2 separate regions of the Mus musculus genome follow, and region 1 is linked to region 2. The links are chromatin loops, found by intact Hi-C in ENCODE. Cell type or tissue: left cerebral cortex. All regions are shown on one strand. Each heading gives the region's core, and the rest is flanking DNA. Links, peaks and the distances in the headings are about the cores only. Region 1 has its middle 180 kb from the start of Amot. Region 2 has its middle 53 kb from the start of Amot.

What was found. Peaks named below come from ENCODE experiments on the same cell type or tissue, not always from the same donor. Only the 100,000 strongest peaks of a DNase experiment are listed, where the experiment ranks them.
Region 1: a loop joins it to region 2, with 4 times the contacts of the local background. A loop is called at or near these places in 10 of 42 quality-filtered maps.

Annotation. Positions count from the first base shown.
Region 1 is chrX:145,666,263-145,669,196 of GRCm38, reverse strand. No RefSeq gene overlaps it. Among named protein-coding and RNA genes, the nearest start is that of Amot, 180 kb to the right of the region's middle. In left cerebral cortex, for the core only: no CTCF peak of the experiment used is centred there; no DNase peak of the experiment used is centred there.
Region 2 is chrX:145,538,901-145,541,834 of GRCm38, reverse strand. No RefSeq gene overlaps it. Among named protein-coding and RNA genes, the nearest start is that of Amot, 53 kb to the right of the region's middle. In left cerebral cortex, for the core only: a CTCF peak has its summit at 1,345; no DNase peak of the experiment used is centred there.

The sequences.
Region 1 (2,934 bases), core at 153-2,652, 130 kb before region 2:
GTCTCCTTCCATCCAACAATCACCTCTCATGCTGCTCTTGGACCCTGAGTTATCCCAGAGCTAATAAATAGCTGTTGAATAAATGCAAGTCCAATCCTCCTCATGGGAGAGCCCTCTCTGGCAGTTCCTTAATGTAGTACATGTTTCCCAGAATCCTCCTGAACCTGATCAAGATTTGCTCTTCAGTGTAACTTATTCTCACCTTGGAACTCTCACCAAACTCTCTTGGCCAATTAATCTAATAAAGATGCCAATGACTGGTAGTTATTTAATTCGTTAGACCTACCAGATTACACAATTAAACTTCTGAGGGACTACTGAAACTTCAGGCATTTTTTTTTTCTCCTAAATTATTTCATTCCTTTCCTGGGGTTGTGAATCCATAAATTCAATAATGGAGTTTTTACAACGTCACCAACACAATATGTATAAAAGACTAACTTATTTGTGGAAAAGCCATTTTTAGAAAGGTCTTACTATTTATCTGAAAGGACAAAACTAACGCATAGGAAAATGCAAAAGGGAGAAACAAGGCACAGAGCTGTCTTTAGGGATTAATTATGCAAAACTCTGTCTGGTCATCTGGAACTGTATAGCAGAGACAGCTGAAGTCAGGAAAAGAATTAAAGTAGTATCTTTAATGTATGTGACAGTGGCACTGGCTACATAAAGGGTGAATGTGGCAGTGTCACTGATGTACTCTCACAACACATACATACATTCATAAATCTCTAGGAGTAGCAAATTTTCCCGGTGGTGACAATGCAATCTGGGTAGACTACCTGTACAAAGATCTGCTTTGCTAATACTTCTAACTGTTCTCCCTCATTTCTCCAAAACCATTGGACTTATTTTTAAAAACTGATGATGTATTCATTAATTCTATGTCTAATATTTACATGGTATACTTCAACAACTGCGTAAAAACACTTTCCTTAGATTGCAGCTTTGAAATCATGATTTAGGAATAGAATTTTTCAGTACTCCTGAGAGCAATGACAACCAGGGACAAAAGACGGTGGATACTGTTAAGAATAAAAAACACACACACACAAAATTATCTGTTAAAATTTTCTTTATACTTCTGAATTAAAGAGGCATAAAAGGGAATGCTGCATCCATCCCTCAAAATCAGGGCAGAACTGAGATCATTCTCATTTTCTTTTTCAAACAATTTCATTTTCTATTCAGTTTAAGTTAACTTTATTTTCTATACTACTTTCCTCTTTTATATTCCCTACGATGACACTGAATACCACGCCATTCATTAGAAGGCAAAGTTTAGCGCATATTTTTTCCATTTATTCATTTGTTCTGGAAGAGATCCCAATACTTGGGAAACATTTCTGGTATGAAATAGAAATTTCCTAACCTTTAATTCTATCAAAAAGTTTATAATCCTATCTTTGAAACCAGAAAAGCTTTAAGATTATTTTTCACTACAAGACTGGTTGAAAGCAAGCCACCAGTTTGCATTAGATGAAGATAAGATACTGACCAGAAGGCAGGGAATACTGTTGGGGTAGATTTTCTCCCAAGGGAAATAAAAGATGAGATAAAATAACCAGCCTGACCCTCCCACTGATAAAAATAGTCAAGTGATACATGATGTATCAAAGAGTGCTCACAGAATTAATGTGAATTGTCTTTTCTAGTAACTTGGAGGGCCTTATTATCTGAAATAAGAACACATTGTGTGATGTTAGTTGTAGTTTTCCATCACAGCCTTCCTATTAAACCCCTGTATAATGGGAATTCTACCTCATCCTACCCATCCCTATATGCTATACCCTTCCTTGCATACTTTCTTCTCTGGCATTTATCAATATAAACATTGCTGTGCATCTGTTTTTGTTTTTCCTTTTACTGTTGGCTGCACTAGAATGTCAAGTCCATGAAAATACATTATTCACTATTATGAAGATAATTTAAACATATCCCTAATGATTCATTTCCTTATCTATAAATGTAAGTTTATTAATATAAACTAAGACAATGTTATAACAATGCAACAAAAAACATACGGTTGCTATTATCTTCTTTTAAAAGGAGACTATTTTCAAGATAATGCGGAATTACAATTTCCATGGAAATATAAAAACAAGCATGTTAAAAGTCATATTTAAGTATTCCCCCATTCAGCAGCATACACACTAAAATTGGAACAATACAGAAAAGATTAGTTTGGCAATGATGACATGCAAATTCAATTCATAAAATATTTCACATTTTTGTATGTTTAAACTAGACTACTCAGAAGTCAGGAAACTTGTAATGAGCTAGGATTTCAAGAGAGGGGAGATACACTATGCTTGTTTGGAGATCAGAATAGGGATTCATAAATGAAGAAGAGTTGTACAGGAGAGATGGTAAGCGGGCAGGGTAGAGGGGGGAATGTGAGGCAGAATAACAAACACTAAAATCTTTGTAAATGTTGTATAGAAACATACTATTATTGAAGCTTCCTGAAAATGGGTGTGAATGAAGTTATTCCACAATGAGAAACAGTCTCTTTCCTAAATAACATAAATTATCTAATAAAACAACAAGGATATAGGTTACCTTTTTTCATAGTATGGAGCAATGGAGTCTCACAGAACTATAAACGGCCTACTACTCTTATTGTTCTTCCTTATCCTCTATAACTTATTGGAAAGACTCTATTGCTAAGGAAACCACATGCATGAAATATAAGACATGGAAAAAATCAAGCTAGTAAGTACCAGCCCAGTACTAATGATGCAAGATTCTATGCGTGCTACGAGATTAGTAAAGTGATCAGCCATCTTACTTATTAGTAGATCCCAAGAGCTACAATAACAACTGACTGGAAACACATGTCCAATGGTACAATAGTGCCATAAACATTGTGAAAGTAACCAATCACTTTCTGAGGAAACTTAAGGCCAACTCTACAAGACAGAACTCCTCTTG
Region 2 (2,934 bases), core at 303-2,802:
AAGAACACAAGGCTCCTTTCTGATCCCCTTCCTGCTGAACTGATTTAAAGAGGGGAAAAGAAGAGAAAATGATGTTTCACAGCAGAATCCAAGTCTCAAGTCTTAAAAGGCAAGGGATGAGAAGTTTGAAGCACTTTTTAGCCGAAAAAAAAAATGAATTCTCTACATATATTTTTAAGGTAACTGGATACTGTGTATTGCAAAGGCTACTTCTATGGGGAGAAACAGTCATTCAGCAAATCTTTCTCTTGAAAAACAGCTGCTACAGCTGCTAAGTGAAATGTGTTTATGTGAAAAGCTGTATCCATTGCCGATGCGCAGGTCTAATTTTCCGGGTTTGAAATGGAAAAACAACTTTACATAATGCAATGCTTATTAGCATCTGAATATGGACCTAATTGTGTCCTTTTGACTCTAAGAGGCAATTGGGAATGTATTCTATGTAAGTGGATTAAGGAATGTGTCACATGTACAATTATAACAGAAATCTTTCATTTTGAAAACTGCAACCTTATCCCATTGTCTCTAAGCAGAACAATAGCCGCCTGTGCCTTTTCCTTAGATCTGTTTAGACCAATATGTGAACAGCAGTGTAAACATGTATCCTGCTGCATCAGATTATAGCAGAGTGGCTCAGTGTCTTGTGGTACTCTGTAATATTGTGTATACTCAGGGCTCCTCCAAGCCAAAAGAATAGTCAAAAAATTAAAATAAAAACAAAAGTCAAATGGTTGTTTGGCACACCAAATACTCACTAAGATAACCCCAGGGTTTATTTTGTGTTGGATCCAGTTTCCTTTTGAACTGAACAAACCCATTCAGGAAGTGCCATAACTTGAATGTTCCAGAAATTTCTCAGAAATCTTTTTGATGATTTCTCTAAGACCCAATTTAAAAAAAAATGTTTCCACACAACAATGAAAGTTTCTTTGTCATAGTAACTTAGAGGATACCTATCTCAGTTAAAAAAAACACATTACAGACCAATGGAATTTTAGTTTGCCTTATGATTATAGACACCAATTTTTAAAATATGGAGCTCATTTGTGTATGTGACTATTCACCCTGTTCAAGTAAAAATTCTCTTGAATAAACAGGTTTTATTTTGTTGTCTTTCACCAAATACTAGTTTGGCTAATTGTATTTATTGGGTTGGATTTTATCCAGAATGACTACTCAAACTATCATGTCATGGGACATGTATATGTACATGTCAACATGCCTATGTATATATGTGCATGCATGCACATTCACAGACATATATATGAATTTCAACATATCCTTCTTATGCAAACTTTATGTTACATGCAGCTAGCTTTCAATATATTTGCCCTATGTTATACTGACATCTATGGACCCCGCAGGAGAAATTCAGTTTTTTAGAACAATATTCTGGCTACTTAGAAACAATGTAAAAATGTGAATAAGGGTCTTTGGATCTCTTGTGTGTGTGAGCCATGGCTGATCTTTAGCAATAAATAAATAAACAGATAGATAGATAGATAGATAGATAGATAGATAGATAGATAGATAAGTATGAAGCTCATTTCATTGCCTAAAATCAAAAGTAAAAAAGAAAGGCAAGTGAGCAACATTCTTGGGCAAAGAATCATGGGATTTTTAGCACAGTGTGTTTCTTATTGGAGTCTGCCAGCAGATACAGTTTTAGTATTCCATAGAAACTATCTAATATTGTAATTGCCCTGTGATTACTGTATTAAACACTAAGGATACAATAAGGAATAAATTTTACCCTGAACTCAACTGCAAAGGACTCACAGTCAAGTGTAGGAAATAGAAATAAAATATGTAGTGAATAATAAAGTATATTAAGTTCCATGGTAAGGTGTTTTTGACAAGATACTTTAAAAGTTATAACAAATCACAAGAGTTCAGAGTCTTCAGACAGTAAACTTTATTTTATTCATTCAAGTCATTGTTCAGAGTAGCCAAGAGTTAATCAGGGGATCCTATATTCAAACCAGTCATTCAAATTCCTTCTACATTAGAATGCCATTGCCTTCAACACATACAGTCTAAAATCATTATATAGAGGAACCACACCTATTATCTCCCTCAAACAAGAAGAAATACATTACTTCTGCTCAAATAACTGCAGAAAACAACTAGTCATATAGATGCACTTTCTGAAAGCAACATGAAGATATGTAGCTTAGCTATGACTTGGTGAGCAATTATTAATAACTAGATGCAACAAATGATCACTAGGTAACTTGTCTATAGATGCAAAACAAATGTTAAAACTCTAAGGTTTCACTTATTTCTTGACTATTGATAAATAGGTATGACCAAGTTGATTTTTTAAAATCTAGTTGAGCAGAGATAACTAGGATAATTAGGGTGACCCAAAATATTAAAATATTCATTCTTTTGCAATCCTTTCTCATGTTGGAATGACAAACTAGCAAGTTCTTTTTCAGTCTCAGTACCCGAGACAAACTAGTTTAAAGGAGAAAGGATTTATTTTGGCTCATGGTTTCAGAGGTCTCAGTCTATATTATTGGCTAACTAAATTGGTTCTTAGTCAAAGTAAAGCATAACATTGTGGTATAAAGATGGAGAAGAACATTTTCTCAACTAACAGTGACCTAGATAAATAGAATAACATAAGAAGGAAGCCAGGACGAGGAATATATAGGTCAAGCCCTCAGGGAATTGCATCTTTTGATTAGGCCTAACTCTACATACTTTAACCTCCAAATGACATTATCAAATTTTCAACTAACCATCAATGTCATTAGAATATTCAGTATTCAGTCATACTCACATTTATCCCACCTCTGAGTTCTTGTGCATTAGTTTACAAATTCTCAACACTTAAGTCTTATGGAGGGCCCATGCAGACAACAAATGAGTACTATAAAAAGCTGGACATAAAAAAAAATCATGTAGTTAACAAAGAGCTAGCTAATA